2 separate regions of the Homo sapiens genome follow, and region 1 is linked to region 2. The links are chromatin loops, found by intact Hi-C in ENCODE. Cell type or tissue: PC-9. All regions are shown on one strand. Each heading gives the region's core, and the rest is flanking DNA. Links, peaks and the distances in the headings are about the cores only. Region 1 holds the start of LOC105377104 (a long non-coding RNA gene). Region 2 overlaps FLNB (filamin B).

The links. A loop is a pair of places that touch in the nucleus more often than their neighbours do. Peaks named below come from ENCODE experiments on the same cell type or tissue, not always from the same donor. Only the 100,000 strongest peaks of a DNase experiment are listed, where the experiment ranks them.
Region 1: it touches region 2 in a loop (4-fold over the local background); 5 of 110 quality-filtered maps call a loop at or near these places.

What each region holds. Positions count from the first base shown.
Region 1 is chr3:57,952,341-57,960,673 of GRCh38, reverse strand. It overlaps LOC105377104 (a long non-coding RNA gene), which reads right to left and starts at 1,396. Exons shown (of 4, transcript XR_940874.3): 1 at 741-1,396. RefSeq lists enhancers at 340-897, 1,474-2,055. In PC-9, for the core only: no CTCF peak of the experiment used is centred there; DNase peaks (open chromatin) are centred at 1,863 and 4,383; H3K27ac peaks cover 4,216 bases.
Region 2 is chr3:58,089,855-58,098,127 of GRCh38, reverse strand. It overlaps FLNB (filamin B), which reads right to left. Exons shown (of 46, transcript NM_001457.4): 5 at 3,174-3,292; 6 at 1,910-1,987; 7 at 151-313. Among named protein-coding and RNA genes, the nearest start is that of FLNB-AS1, 77 kb to the left of the region's middle. In PC-9, for the core only: no CTCF peak of the experiment used is centred there; a DNase peak (open chromatin) is centred at 4,167; H3K27ac peaks cover 3,502 bases.

The DNA of each region.
Region 1 (8,333 bases), core at 35-8,034, 140 kb after region 2:
CCCCCCTCAGCAAATAATTATCAGCCCCAAATATCAATAGTGCTGAGGTTCAAAACCCCTGACCTAAACTAAGACACTGAGTGGCTCCTTCTTGGTGATGACCCTCTAGCATCCTTGGCCTGACAAGAATGGCCTAGCAAAGCCTGGGTGTGGAAAGACTGGCTGGGTGAGGAGCTAGCCCCCGGGTGGCTGGGGTCTCATGGCTTTTGCCTGCCTCCACCTCTTCCTCTTCCATCTCCACCTAATCCATGTGGGGCTGCTGGCTCGCCCCACAGCAAGATCCACTGAGAGGGTAGGCAGGCTATGCTGGCTTGGCCGATAGCAAACTCCCTCTCCAGACCATGGTGACTGGTTCAGGGATGGCAGGTGACTCAAAACAAACCAATCAGGATTTTCTCTGAGACTTCTCAGCCAGAGACTCTTTCCACTAGGGCCAGAGCTGGTGAGATGTGAACTTGGGGAGTCTAGTGGACACCTTGGTAGCCGTGGAAGAAGCAACATCCAAGCTGACTGATCAGTGCTGAAAGGGCAGAGTCCTGCTGATACGTGGCTCAGCGACACGAGCCAGAAACTTCCCTTTTTTGGAATTGCTTTGCTGTCTTGACTAATAGGGTCTCTCCCACTGGGCTGGGAATTTCCTGTTCTTTTCTCTTATCCCGGAGCACCACGCCCTGCTCCCCATTTAAGAGCCTGGAAGAGGAGCCCGCCCAACTGCTCATTTATGAACTCAGGTTACTCACTTCATAACCGGCTGTGGAGAACACCTGATCCAGTCTCTCGTCCCATCACGCAGGTGATGGAACTGTGGCTGGGGAGGAACCATTTTCATCTTGGTAGAATCTCTTGGGCAGTGGTTGGCTCGGGCTCCTTTGAGCGCCCGATGTAAGCTCTGCACAGCAGCCAGGGGACCCACAACCCTCCTGACGCCACCCCGTCTGGCCCTGTTCTCTCTCTCTTTTGGCTTTTCAAGGGAGTGAATTATGATTTTGGACTGGGCTCGAATCCTGATCTGTTGCTTCCTAGCTGAGTGAACCTGAGCAATTTACTTCCTCTCTCTGAGTCTCAGTTTCCTCTTCTGCAAAATGTGGACAGTGAATAACACCCACGATGAGCCCTGAGGGCCGTTGTTACTGGGGTGAAGATGAAAGGAGATGGTGTAGGCAAAGCACTCATTCTAGTGTCTCGCACATTTGGGGAATAATATATTCTGGAAGTGTTTTCTGCTTGAAAAGTAAAGAAAGAGGAGACGCCCTGGGGTGAGGAATCCTCCCTCTGTGGCCAGCTGTCAGGAGGCGGATGTGGAGGCTGGACACACTCCCACGGTGGCCTCCCAGCGGCTGGCCTGTCGGTGATGGGTGGTGCAGGGCCTGGTGTTTGGGGGCTCCCCCAGGCACACCCAGCCCCCCACCCTGGTGAATCAACCACACTGCTTAAGCCACAGCAAAACCAAGTCACTTCCTGGCGGTCCCAAACAAAGGCCTAGAACCCACAGTCCAGGAACTGGCCCCTTATCGCTCCTCAGGCCCGATAAGAAGGGCAAGAGGGTCTGAGTCGGCCAGGAGTAGCTCTTGCAGGACTCTCCCCTGGCCTTCTACCTGCACCTTAGCCCACCCTGGGGGTTCAGGCCCTCCCCTTCTCATGGCGCCCCCACAGGCATGCTGTCCCGTGTGCCCACCATGCAGCCCCTGCACCATCTCCAGAAGAAACCAGTTAAAGACTGCCAGGAGCAGCAGGCCATGAAGTGGGCACTCCCCAGAGCTTATCAGATAGGCAGGCTCTTCTGGGCCCCAGGAAGTGGGGCAGGGGACAGAAAAAGAATGAGGAAGGAGGGACAGAGAAAAGGTGAAAGGAGGGTTGGTGCCACGCCCTCCCCTGGAGGCCCCACAGAAGGAGGTCCAGTTGCAGCCTCCTGGCTGGTCCCCTGTCCTCCCACTCAACACCACTGGGAGCTGACCATCCTCCACCCCATAGCTACAGCCACTCTTTTTTTTTTTTTCCTTTTCTTTTTTGAGACGGAGTCTCGCTCTATCACCCAGGTTGGAGTGCAGTGGCGCCCACGCCCAGCCGAGCCACCTTCTTTTAAGCCACATCTGCTTGTCCCACCCTTGTTCAGAACCCTACTGTGAGGCTGGGTGCGGTGGCTCACGCCTGTAATCCTAGCACTTTGGGAGGCTGAGGCAGGTAGATCATTTGAGTTCAGGAGTTCGAGACCAGCCTGGCCAACATGGTGAAACCCTGTCTCTACTAAAAATACAAAAATTAGCCAGACATGGTGGCAAGTGCCTGTAATCCCAGCTACTAGGGAGGCTGAGGCAGCAGAATCGTTTGAACCTGGAGGTGGGGGTTGTAGTGAGCCAAGATTGTGCCACTGCGCTCCAGCCTGGGCAACAGAGCGAGACTTTATCCCCACCACCTGGCCAGGTGTCTTACTCTATTGGGGCTGCTATATAACAATAGAACATAAACTGGGAGGCTTACAAACAATAGAAATTTATTTCTTACAGTTCTGGAGGCTAGAAATCCAAGACTAAGGTCCCAGCAGATTCTATGTCTGGTGAGGGCCCTTCCTCATAGGCAGTACCAGCTTGCCATGTCCTCACAGGTGGAAGAGGCTGCTAGCTCTCTGAACATGATAAGGGCACTAATCCCATCCATGAGGGCTCCACCCTTATGACCTAATCACTTCCCAAAGGCCCTACCTTCTAATACCATCTCCTTGGGGCTTAGGGTAGGAATTTTGTGGGGACACAAACGTTCAGATTATAGCACCAGATTTTCTTCTTTTCTAATTTTTTTTTTTGAGATGGGGTCTTGCTCTCTTGCTCAGACTGAAGTACAGTGGCAAAATCACAGCTCACTGCAGCCTCAACCTCCCAGGCTCAAGGGATCCTCCCACCTCTGCCTCCTGAGTAGCTGGAACCACAGGTGGACACCACTACACCTGGCTAATACATATATATATATTTTTTTTTTTTTTTTTTTTTGGCTCACTACAGCCTCCACCTCCTGGGTTCAGGTGATTTTCTTGCCTCAGCCTCCCAAGTAGCAGGGATTACAGGCACATGCCACCACACCTCGCTAATTTTTGTATTTTTAGTAGAGACAGGGTTTCACCATGTTGGCCAGGCTGGTTGGTCTCGAGCTCCTGACCTCCAGTGATCCACCCACCTCAGTCTCCCAAAGTGTCGGCTAATTTTTAAAAATTTTTTTGTAGAGATGGGGGTCTCACTATGTTGCCCAGACTAATCTCAAACTCCTGGGCTCAAGTGATCCTACTGTCTCAGCCTCCAAAATGCTGGGACTAGAGGAATGAACCACCACGCTAGGCCAGCAAGTGGTCTTCTGACTCCCAAGGCCTCATTCCTTCCATGCTCCTAAATGGAGCTACTCACAGTCCCTGGGTCTCAAGCCTCTGGGTCTCTGCTGCTGGGACCCAGAAGAAGGTGAGTCTCAGCACTTGCTGGGTGAGTGGGTGGAAGTTTGCAGGAAGTCTTCCTGGAGGAGTGGCATTTTAGTTATCCTGGTGTTCTGACCCGATTGGGAGAGGCAGAAGAAAAGAAGGTCAGGTGATTCCCAAATAAGCCAATTTGCCCAGCTCTCACCTGAGCAAGGTGACTGGCCTCTTTGCAGGCAGGGAGGTCTAGTGGAAAGAGCAGGAAGCTCAGTGCTTACCAGCTACGTTACCTTGAACAAATGTCTCTCTGTGTGTGAGCCTCTGTTTCCTCCTCTGTAAAATGGGCTAAGGCTGCCCATCAGGGCTGCATACATTTATGCAAAGTGTGTAAATGCCCAGCAGGTGCTCCATCCATTCCATCCAAGATGGGAGTTTTCTCCAGGGCAGTGTCTTGGCTGCTTCCCTGGTCTAGGTCAAAGAAAGGGCCAGGATTGGAGAAAATGAAGCTAGGCCAATCCGGATTTTCCAGCTGTTCCTGGCTGCTCCATGTGGCTGGAGGAAGGAAATTCTCTGTACAAAGACAGGAAGGCAGAGGTGCTCCTGTGGCAAAGACAAAGCTCACAGTGGTGCCTGGTATGACCTGAAGGTCCAATGCACCTTTGGAGCCGGGCACAGAAACCACAGCAGAGGCTCCATCACCCTGGCATCCCTCATCTCCTCCAAAAGCATCGGGGTATCACAGATGGGGAAACCAAGGCCCAAAGAGGATATGAATCTACCCTAGGTCACATAAAGGCCATGGCTTCCAATTCAGCTCCCCTACCTCTTCTTTTTCAAGTTCAGAATCACTGAGGATGTCCTATAAAGTACCTAAAAGACAGTAATCTCTCACTGATTGTGGTTTTAAGAGAATTCATTTTATATGTACAGTCATGCATTGCTTAACAACAAGGATAAATTCTGAGAAATGTGTCATTAGGTGATTTCACCATTGTGTGAACATCATAGAGGGCACTTACACAAACCTAGATGGTCTAGCCTACTACACCCCTAGGCTAAATGGTGTAGTCTATTTCTCCTAGGCTACAGATCTGTATAGCATGTTACTGTACTGGATACTGTAGGCAACTGTAACACAATGGTAAGTAATTGTATATTTAAACATCTAAACATAGAAAGGGTAAAATAAAAATATAGTATTATAATTTTGTGGGATCACCGTGGCAGGTGAGATATGTCGTCAACTGAAACATTTTTTTGTTGTTGTTTGTTTGTTTGTTTGTTTTTTAGTAGAGATGGGGTTTCATCATGTTGGCCAGGCTGGTCTTGAACTCCTGGCCTCAAGTGATCCTCTAGCCTCGGCCTCCCAGAGTGCTGGGATTACAGGCATCAGCCACTGTGCTGGCTCCATTTTTTTTTTCTTTTTTTTTTTGGAGACGGGTTTCACTCTTGTCACCCAGGCTGGAGTGCAGTGGTGCAATCTTGGCTCACTGAAACCTCCGCCTCCCGGGTTCAAGCGATTCTCCTGCCTCAGCCTCCCAAGTAGCTGGGATTACAGGCATGCACCACCATGCCTGGCTACTTTTTGTATTTTTAGTAGAGATGAGGTTTCACCATGTTGCCCAGGCTGGTCTCAAACTCCTGACCTCAAGTGATCTGCTGGCTTTGGCCTCCCAAAGTGTTGGGATTACAGGCATGAGCCACTGTGCCCAGCCTGTTTTGTTTGGTTTGGTTTGTTTTTTTGTTTTTTTGAGACGGAGTCTCACTGTCTCCCAGGCTGGAGTACAGTGGCACTATGTTGGCTCACTGCAACCTCAGAATCCTTGGTTCAAGCAATTCTCCTGCCTCAGCCTCCCAAGTAGCTGAGATTACAGGCACCTGCCACCATGCCCGGCTAATTTTTGTATTTTTAGTAGAGGCAGGGTTTTACCATCTTAGCCAGGCTGGTCTCTAACTCCTGGTCTCAAGTGATCCACCAGCCTCAGCCTCCAAAATTGCTGGGATTACAGGTGTGAACCACTGCGCTGTCTGAAACATTGTTATATGGCACATAACTGCATATGTACATTTTTTTAATCTTTATTTTTTGAGACAGTCTCACTCTGTCACCCAGGCTGGACTGCAGCAGCACCATCCTGGCTCACTTGCAATCTCTGCCTCCCAGGTTCAAGCGATTCTCCTGCCTCAGCCTCTGAGTAACTAGGATTATAGGTGTGCACCACCACATCCGGCTAATTTTTGTATTTTCAGTAGAGATGGAGTTTCACCGTGTTGGCCAGGCTGGTCTGGAATTTCTGAGTTCAAATGATCTGCCCAACTTGGCCTCCCAAAGTGCTGGGATTACAGGTGTGAGCCACTGCACAATCACAGCTAACTACAGCCTCAAACTCCTGGGCTCAAGCCATTCTCCTGCCTCAGGCCCACAAGTAGCTGGGACTACAGGCATTCACCACTACACCCGGCTATATATATTTTTTAATCTTTTGTAGAGATGGGGTTTTGCCATATTGCCCAGGCTGGTCTGAAACTCCTGGGCTCAAGTGATCCACCCGCCTCAGCCTCCCAAAGTTCTGGGATTACAAGTTCAATCCACTGTGCCCCAACTATATACGTTTTAAGTAGCTTTATTGAAGAATCATTTGCATGCCATACGATTCACCCATAATAAGTGTATTGTTCAACAAGTTTTAGTAAATTTACACACTAGTGCAACCACCACTACAAACTAGTTTTCAAACATGTCCATTTTGTCATTTGCCCATCTGCAGTCAACCCCAGCTCCAGGCAAACAATGGTCTGCTTTTTGTCTCCATAATTATGCCTTTCCTAGAAATCTCCACTCCCTTAAAGAAAAGCAAAAGCAACAAAACAAAACAAAACAGAAAGATGGCCAGGTGTGGTGGCTCACACCTGTAATCCCAGCACTTTGGGAGGCCAATGTGAGCAGATCACCTGACGTTAGGAGTTTGAGACCAGCCTGGACAACATGGTGAAACCCCACCTCTACAAAAATACAAAAATTAGCCAAGCGTGATGGTGGGCGCCTGTAATTCCAGCTACTCAGGAGGCTGAGGCAGAATAATTGCCTGAGCCCTGGAGGTGGAGGTTGCAGTGAGCGGAGATGGTGCTGCTGTGGTCCAGCCTGGGTGACAGAGCAAGACTGTCTCAAAAAAATAAAGATAAAAAAATAAGTAAAACATACATATACAGTTATGTGCCATATAACAATGTTTCAGGCCGGGCACGGTGGCTCATGCCTGTAATCCCAGCACTTTGGGAGGCCGAGGCAGGTGGATCACTTGAGGCCAGGAGTTCAAGACCAGCCTGGCCAACACGGTGAAACCCCGTGGAGACTTCATCAAAACAAAACAAAACAAAACAAAAAACAAAAAGAAGCCTTGTTCTCTTCCAGGCCTGAAAAGGGGAAGACTCAAAGTCAGGGAGGGTGTGTCTGAAAAGGGGCCTAGAGAGTCCGGGCCTGACCCCTCCTGGTTCAACGCAGAGCACTCTCAGATGCACTTAGGGTCAGGCTTGGGCAGGGAATGGCTGCAGCGGTCCCACCAGCCTCTACCTTTATTCTACAGACAATAATGTCAAAAGCAGCTGCAGCAGCAGCAACAGTCACCACTCAGGGCCTGGCCTGGCCTGGCCAGGCCATGTGCGGTCCACCTGAGAATGGAGAAGTCTGGACGCAGATGACAGGAGCCCCTCGCTTCCCAAAGATCAACGTGCAAGGCACTTCCTAAGTGCTGACAGTCTTGCTCCACCCAGCAGGGATGTGGAAGGCCAGACCTGGTGTCTGCTTAGGCCTCTAACCTCAGGGAGGCCTTCTGTTTCTCACCAAGCCAGCTCTAGTTCTAGCTGGAAAGGCTGTTGTTCCCAACTTTTGTTTCTGGGCCTCTAACTGCCCTGTCAAGCTTACCCTGGGTTATGAGTGTTCATAAAGGAAACTGCCACCTGCGTCAACTCAAAAGTGACTGAGAAATTACCTTCCAAACTAGACCCAGGATGAGGAGCTAGGAAAGAGCTCATTCACAAAAGCAGGGCAAGTTGGGAAGTGGGGACAGGAAGCAGGGCTGGCCTCTGCCTACAAGTCACCTGGGCATGTGACCATCAGAGAGGCTTCCTTTATCCTAATCAGGAACTGCCCTTGCCCTGTTTTCTGGGGACTGGAAATTTTCCAGCGTGTCCATCAGGAACAGCCTATCTCACCAAAAAAGCGGCAAAGCTGTGTCTGCAGGTGAGAGTGATTCGGATAATCATCATCATCGTCAGCAGGAAACATTTATTCAGAGCTTCCCATATGCTGCTCTAAGCACTCTCTGATAGGCTGTGTACCATTATCACCCCCATTTCACAGATGAGGTAACTGAGGCCCAGAGAGGTGAAGAAATGTCAGGAGTCACACACAGTGGCGGACAGAATTGGGAACTGAATCCTGGAAGTTGATTCCAAGGTCTCTCTTTATACCCTACATGGTACTGACTTCGGAGGTGGAGATGCCCTGTCTTTCACTGAGCCTTCACTGGCTGACACTGAATCCCAGAATGCTGGGGACAGATCAAAGCTGACATCAACGTTGCCTGTTGCTCTGTTCTTTCCAGCACCCCAAATGCCCCTATCAAGCCAGGGGTCTGTGGTGCTGAGTAATGAGAAATGAGTTTGGTAATGTAGGTGTTAAAAGTTGAGTTGTGTCCCCAGCAAAAAGATATGTTTAAGTCCTAATTCCCCAGTACCTGAGAATGTGACTTTATTTGGAAATAGAGACTTTGCAGATGTAATCAAGTTAAAATGAGGTCATACTAGATTAAGATGGCTCTAAATCCAATCACTGGTGTCCTTATAAGGAGAGAGTTGGAGCCTACAGATACACAAGGAAGATGGCCATGTGACCACAGAGGCGGAGACTGGAGTGATGCTGCTGCAGGCCAAGAATGCC
Region 2 (8,273 bases), core at 1-8,000:
AATCTAATATAACACATTTGAAAAAATTGTCTTTGTGATTATTTATTTGATTTAAAAGACAAAAGGTCAGGCCTTCAAGTCCCCGAGGATTATATTTCAGCCTCTGGAAGAAAGCGCAAAGGTCAGATCCATGGAGGAGAGGCACGTTACCTGCCGTATAGATGTCAAAGTAGGTGGGCTTATTGGCGATGTTCCCTACAGCTTCCAACCCTGGACCTTTTGCAGTGACTTTACTGGCATCTCCCTGGGCCTTGTCAACACTCACTTCAAATGGGCTCTTGGAGATGTGCTGTCCTGCAAAGAGGACTGTGACCTATAGGTGACAGATAGGTGAGAAATACATAATCACTTCTCTGTGCCCAGCAAGACTGACATCAAGCCACATACATTGATGATCACCTCTCCTACCCTCCCATGATGGCACACACAAGGTGTCTAGAATAAGGAGCCCTGGAACCAAGTTTAACAGCCTGAATGGGACTCCCACCTGGCCCCTTCAGCCATACAGCTGGGTCTGGGACATCACACCTTTAGCAAAATAAAAATGCTGACCTTATATACACTTAGTCTCTTTAATAGGAAACAAACACATTTCAATCTCTGGACATTGAGTCCTTTCGGGGGCTGAATGGGCCACTATCCCTCAGAATAAAATATGCAGTTCCAGGATTTCAAATCCACAGCCAAACTGTTTTTTCAAGGGACGAAAATCATTCTTAGATACATGGATTTGGGACAAAGTAGAATGATTTCCATCTAAAACTTGAGTCACTGTTCTCATCTCTGAAATTTTTGGGGGGTAATTGGGTTGGGTTTCATGTGAACCTATACTTGACTGGAATTAATTAATTACATTATAAATGCTCCCTTCAAGAGCATTTACTCCAAATGCATCATAGTCTAAGAGTCTAAGAGAACGCTAAGGCCATCATTCCAGGTGAATTCACTAAAGCCCAAGGTGGTGAGTACAGTCTGTATTCCAAAGTCTGGGCAGGTACATGATGGGATTGGCCTTTATGTGCTGTTGAGGGCTTTCTTCCAATGAAAAGTGTACTCCTGGGTCACCCCACTCTCCTGCAAGACAGGCTCTCTCAGCCCTTGCCCTATAGGTCACCTGGATGTCATCTCAAACAGAACTCGAAAGGCTGCCAAGACAAAGAGCCTGAGGCCTCAATCCCTATCATTTCTCCAGGTGCTGAGAGGGCCATTTCCCTCTACTATATTCAGCTGAACTACTCCATCCTCAGCCTTCAATGCTGACAGCTCCTCCAGAGCACCTCCAAGGAGAGTTCTTAAGAAAGCATTAAGGACAAAGAGCCAGCAGGGTGTGGTGGCTCATGTCTATAATCCCAGCACTTTGGGAGGCTGAGGCAGGAGGATAGTTTGAGGTCAGGAGTTCAAGAACAGTCTAGGTGACCTGGTGAAACCTGGTCTCTACTAAAAATGCAAAAATTAGCTGGGAGTGGTTGTGGGTGCCTATAATCCCACCTACTTGGGAGGCTGAGGTGAGAGGATCGCTTGAGCCCAGGAGGCGGGGGTTGCAGTGAGCTGAGACCACACCACTGCACTCCAGCTTGGGTGACAGAGCAAGACCCTGTCTCCAAAAAAAGAATCAAGGACAAAGAACCCATCTATAGTGTAGTCACCACAGCATCTACACTCCAGACACACAGCTGCAACCATTAGTTACCTAGATGGAGTTGGAAAAATCTTACGACATTGCAAACAACTCATCCTAGCTAGTAGAGGGAATCCTAGTGATTCCAATTTTCTATCATGAGCATAGATCCTTCTATAATCAGAAAGGAAAATCAGAAATTCACTTAAGAAAAACACTCTTCTTCCTGGGCTATCTTTCTTCTCCTAGCCCCAGAGCAGCCCAAGCCACAGCCATGCTGCTTCATCTTACTTTGTGTAGCCCGGTGACCTTGGGCAGATACTCCACAGAGTATGTCTTGTTCTTGTCACTGTCAGGGGTCACTTGTGCCTAGGAGGGAAGGTGGGCAACAGTTAGAAAAGGTGCCGGGTGTGAGTAAGGAGCATGCTGTGTCAGCAGGGGTTCTGCAGGAGCTGCCAGGTCGGAAACACTGAAGGTGCTGGCGAGCTCCTGTCCCTCTTGCACAACGCCCCTAGAGAGAAACTGCTTGAAGTCACAGAAACAAAACCATGCAGCACAGAGGCATAACAGAGTCAGGACTCTCCAGTGTCCAGTGTCAGGCTGGCACTCTCTAGGTAAGAGAGAATATGAAGCAAGAAACTTAAACCTTTATCCACTCAATAGTTCATTGAAAGCTTATGAAATGCAGGGCCCAGTGTTAGGTACTAAAAATAAAACATGAGCAAGTCAGATACAATCCCTGCCCCGGTGGGGGAAATGGACCATCCATCTGTAAACTTAGAATTGCAAATTATGCTAAATGCCAAGAATAAAATATGGTCCTACGAAAATAAGTGACAGAAAGAACAGCATGTGCAAAGGCTCTGAGGGAGGAACCAAAGAATGGCCAATGTGGGAAGAGAGCAGGGCAAGACTCTTATTATTCTGGCCATCAGTATATAAAACCTCAACTGAGGCTGGGCACGGTGGCTCACACCTGTAATCCCAGCAGTTTGGGAGGCAGAGGCAGGTGGATCACCTGAGGTCAGGAGTTCAAGACCAGCCTGGCCAATGTGGTGAAACCCTGTCTCTACTAAAAATACAAAAATTAGCCAGGCGTGGTGGCAGGTCCCTGTAATCCCAGTTACTTGGGTTACAAAAATTAGCCGGGCTGAGGCAGGAGAATCGCCTGAACCCAGTAGGTGAATGTTGCCGTGAGCCAAGATTGTGCCACTGCACTCCAACCCGGGCAACAGGAGTGAAACTCTGTCTCAATAAATAAATAAATAAATAAATAAATACATACATAAACCTCAACTGACAAGGCACCTTTGCTAAATCCAAAGTATCCTTTATTTCATTAAACACTGTGTCCCTGGCAATCAATTTAAATTTGATTTCAAGGCTCACCTCTTGGGCAGGTTACTTTAACAGCTATAAGCCTCAGTATCCTTTTGGTAAAAAACACTTTTGGTTGTGAGCTGAAATGAAAATGGAGGCACAGTCCCTGGCCGCATTACAAGCCCCAAAAGCTCCATGAGGTGCTGGAAAGGAGAGGCAGCATCCTCCAACATACCTCCTCTTTGTTCCCTTCTGGGTCCTCAACAAACACCATCACGTCTCCTTGCCCGGCGCTGATGGTGTCCACAGTGAACTTGGCTGGCTGCTTCACCATGTTTCCAGTGGGCTCGATTCCTGCCACAGGTTTACACAGACATGTTAGAAGCCAGGCGAGGGTGTGTCATGAGCCATCGCCCACTGCATCTCTTTCAGGGAACTGAGAGATGGGACCCAGCCCTGCAGATCCCATGTGGGAAATGGGGACAAACTGCCTTGACAAGGAAAATCAGGCAGGTCGAAAGCCTTAATTTTGCCCATGTTATTGAAGTAATATCCAATTTTGATATTCAGAGAACCTCAGTCAGGAGTCTATATAAAATTGTGGAAATAATGTGGTTAATAAGTAGTAGCAGAGCTTGCCTTGATGGAAGCAACACAGCAGGGAGGAGCGAAGCTTATTTCTCATTAAACAGCATTTATTGTATTGCCTGACATTTTTAAAAATTATATTCAATCATTTTTTTAATTAACCTTTTTATTTTAAGATGATCGAGCAAATTCATCGAGACAGATTTTACCTGTAGGTGTAAGAAACAATGCCCTTGCTGGGAGCGGTGGCTCATGCCTGTAATCCCAGCACTTTGGGAGGCTGAGGCAGGTGGATCACCTGAAGTCAGGCGTTCAAGACCAGCCTGGCCAACATGGTGAAACCCTGTCTCTACTAAAAATACAACGTGGTGGCACATGCCTGTAATCCCAGCTACTTGGGAGGCTGAGGCAGGAGAATTGCTTGAACCAGGGAGGTGGAGGTTGCAGTGAGCCCAGATCGCATCCTAGGCGGCAGAGCATGACTCCATCTCAAAATAGTTTCCCCAGTGGTAACACGGTAAAAAGCTATGACTCAATCTCACAACCAGGGTATTGACGTTGATACAATCAAAATAGAGAACATTCCCTTTAGCACAGGGAGCCCTCCTGCTGCCCTTGCATAACCACACCCACACTCTCCTTAGCCCTGATAACCACTAACCCGTTCTCCACACTGTAATTTTATTATTTCGGTAACGTCACATCAATGGAATCATAACTATGTAACCTTTTAGGAGTGGCCTTTTTCACTACATATAATTGTCTACAGGTTCACCCAGGTTGTTGCTTCTGTCAATGGTTTTTTTCCTTTTTATTGCTGAGTAGCTAATATTCCATGGTATAGATGTACCACAGTTTAACCATTCGCCCACTGAAGAACATCTGGGTTGTTTCTAGTTGTCTCTTACCAATAAAGCTGCTGTAAACATCTGTGCATAGGGGTGTGTGTGTGTGTGTGTGTGTGTGTGAACATAAGTATAAAATAGTAAGAAATTATATATATAGGTCTCTGCCCCTGGTTCCAGAGTTCCTAAACCCCTTGGAATGTCCTTGGTGACAAGAGCATCTTCTGTTCTAATCAGGCAACTCTTAGTGGGCTCCCGGATAGCTTTCAAGATGTGGCTAATCAACAGAAAGACCAAGTCATGATCAGAAGCTTAGAACTTTCGGCCCCACTCCCCATCCTACAGGGAAGGGAGAGGAACTGTAGTCTCAGTTAATGTCAATCACGCCTACGTGACTTAGCCTCCACATCCCTGAAGTATGGAGTTTAGAGAGCTTCTGGGTTGGTGAACACATCCATGTGCCAAGAGGATGGCCCACCCCAACTTCATGGGGACAGACGCTCCTGTGTTCAAAACGCCTCTAAACTTTGCCCCGTGCACCTCTTCATCTGGGGCATCATCTGTATCCTCTATCATATCCTTCACTACACAACTGCTAAAGGTAAGTGTTTCCCTGAGTTCTGTGAGCCACTCTAGCAAATAACATAACATGAGGAAGGGGTAATGGGACCTTCTGATTTGTAGCAAACCTGGACAGAAGCTGTGGGTTACCTGAGGACCCACCACTTCTGACTGGCCTCTGAAGTCAGGGGCAGTTTTGAGGGACCGAGCCCTTAATGGCGTCTGCACTAACTTCAGGTAGATAGTGTCAGAATTGAAGGGAATTGATTATAGGACACCTACTTGTTGTCCACATAAAATTGGAGAACTTGTCAGTATGGGGGACAGAAATCCATAGATTTTGGTGACCGGAAGCGAAATACTGAGAGGAGTAGTAGAGAAGATGAGAAAAGTTTTTTTTCTTTAGCTGTGAGACTATAGAAGGAAAAACAGTGGCTCTCATATACAGTAAGTTTTCATTCCTCTGGGATAAATGCCAAGGAGTGCAATTGTTGGGCCATATGGTAGTTGCATGTACTGTTTTTTGAGGTTTTGTTTTTGTTTTTGTTTTGAGACCAAGTCTCACTCTGTAGCCCAGGCTGGAGCACAGTGGCACAATTACGGCTCACTGCAACCTCGACCTCCCAGGCTCAGGCAATCCTCCTGCCTCAATCTCCTGAGTAGCTGGGACCACAGGTGCATACCACCACACCTGTATAATTTTTAAAAATTATTTGTAGAGATGCAATCTCCCTATGTTGCCCAGGCTGGTCTCAAACTCCTGGGCTCAAGTGATCCTCCAGCCTCAGCCTCCCAAAGTGCTGGGATTACAGAAGGGAGTCACTGTGCCCAGCCTATTTCTTTATTAAGAAACTACCAAACAGTGTTCCAAAGTAGCTACACCATTTTACATTCCCACCAGCAATGTATGAGTGAGTGATCCAGATTCAGTTTCTCTCCATCCGTTCTGCATTTAGTGTTATCAGTATTAATATTTTTTATTTTAGCCGTTCTGATAGTGTGTACTAGGATTAATTCGCATTTTTCTCATGGTTAATGATACTGAACAAATTTCGATGTGTTTTTTTGTCATATGGACGTTCTCTTCAGCAGAAACTGTTTATGTCTTTTGCCCATTTTCTTATTGGGTTGTTTGGTTAAATGTTTGTCTGTTTTTTAACGACTAAGACTTGAGAGTTCTTTCTACATGTTCTAGATACTAGTGTTCTGTTGGACATATGGTTTGCAAATTTTTTCTCCCAGTCTTTAGCCTGTATATTCATCCTCTTAACTGTAAAAAGTTTTAAATTGTTTGTAAAAGTAAAATCCAGCCCCCAGATCCCAGTCTCAGCAACATTTTGAGTTCTGTTTGAGACGGTGTCCGGGTGGCTTTTATAGTGTGAGGGCTAAGACAGCTTGTCTTGCAGGACAGTAGGTGACCCAGGAGTGCACCCTTCAATGCAGGAAAACCCTCAACAGCACATAAAGGCCAACCACCATGTACCATGTTGAGTCTTTGAGACAGACCATCCTTCTTAAAACATTAAAAAGTTTTTAATTTTGATGAAATCCAACTTATTTTTTTTTAATGGATCATGTTTTTGGTGTCAAATCTGAGAACTATTTGCCTAGCTCTAGATCTCAAAGATTCTCTTCTATGTTTTTTTCTCAAAGTTTTATAGTTATATGGGTTTTTTGTTTTTTGGTTTGGGGTTTGCTTTTGTTTTGTTTTGCCTAGGGATGTTCAATTTCTCTGCCACCATGTGCCGAAAAGGTTTTTTCCCCCAATGACTTATCTTTGCACCTTTGTCAATAATCAGTTGTGCATATTTGTGTGGGGCTGCAATTCTGTTTCACTGATCTATAATGTCTATCCTTTGACCAATACTACAAAATCTGGACTTCTGTAGCTATACAGCAAGTCTTGAAATCAGGAAGGCTGATTCCTCCATGTTGTACTTCTTTCTCAAAATTGTTTTTGCTACTTTAATTCCTTTGCCTTTTCATATAGGTTTTAAAATAATAATCTTGCTATCTGCAAAAACTCTTGCTGGGATTTTGACAGCAATTGCATCAAACCTGAATGACAATTTGAGGAGAGGTGGTATCTTTACTATTTGACTTTTTTTTTTTTTTTTTGAGACGGAGTCTCGCTCTGTCGCCCAGGCTACAGTGCGGTGGCACAATCTTGGCTCACTGCAAGCTCTGCCTCCCGGGTTCATGCCATTCTCCTGCCTCAGCCTCCCGAGTAGCTGGGACTACAGGCACCCACCACCACGCCCAGCTAATTTTTTGTATTTTTAGTAGAGACAGGGTTTCACCGTGTTAGCCAGGATGGTCTTGATCTCCTGACCTCATGATCCGCCCATCGCCCACCTCGGCCTCCCAAAGTGCTGGGATTACAGGCGTGAGCCACCGAGCCAGGCTGTTGACTGATTTTCTAATAGTGAACGAGGCCTTGCATCCCTGCAATAAACCCCACTTGGTTATAATGCATACTTCTTCATTATATACAGCTCAATTTTATTTGCTAATATAGTCATTTGCTAAATAATGAAGTTTCAGTCAAAAATAGTCCACACATACAATGATGGTCCCGTAAGATTATAAATAGAGCCAAAAAATTCCTGTTGCCTACTGACGTCACAGTAACGCATCGCATTACTCATGTATTTGTGATGATGCTGGTATAAACAAACCCACTGGGCTACCGGCCATAGAAACATATATAGCACAGACAATTATGTTCAATACATAATACTTGATGATAAATGACAATGCTACTGGTTTATGTATTTAATATGCTATACTTTTTATCATTATATTTTAGAGTGGGCATCTTCTATTTAAAAATTAAGTTAACTGTAAAGCAGCCTCAAGCAAGTCCTTCAGGAAATATTCTAGAAGAAGGCATTGTTATTATAGGAGACGGCGGTTCCACACATTACTGCTCTTGACGACCTACCAGTGGGACAGTGGGACAGGATTTGGAGGTGGAAGATAGTGATAATGATGATCCTGACCCTGTGTAAGTCTAGACTAATGTGTGTGTTTAAAAAAAAAAAAAAGTTTTAAAAGTACAAAAATGAAAAGTTTTAAACACAGAAAAAAGCTTACAGAGGCCGGGTCCAGTGGCTCACACCTGTAATCCCAGCACTTTGGATCACCTAAGGTGGATTACCGAGGTGGATCACCTAAGGTCAGGAGTTCAAGACCAGCCAGGCCAACAGGGTGAAACTACGTCTCTACTAAAAATAAAAAAATTAGCCAGAAGTGGTGGTGGGCACCTGTAAGCCCAGCTACTAGGGAGGCTGAGGCAGGAGAATAGCTTGAACCCAGGAGGCAGAGGTTGCAGTAAGCCA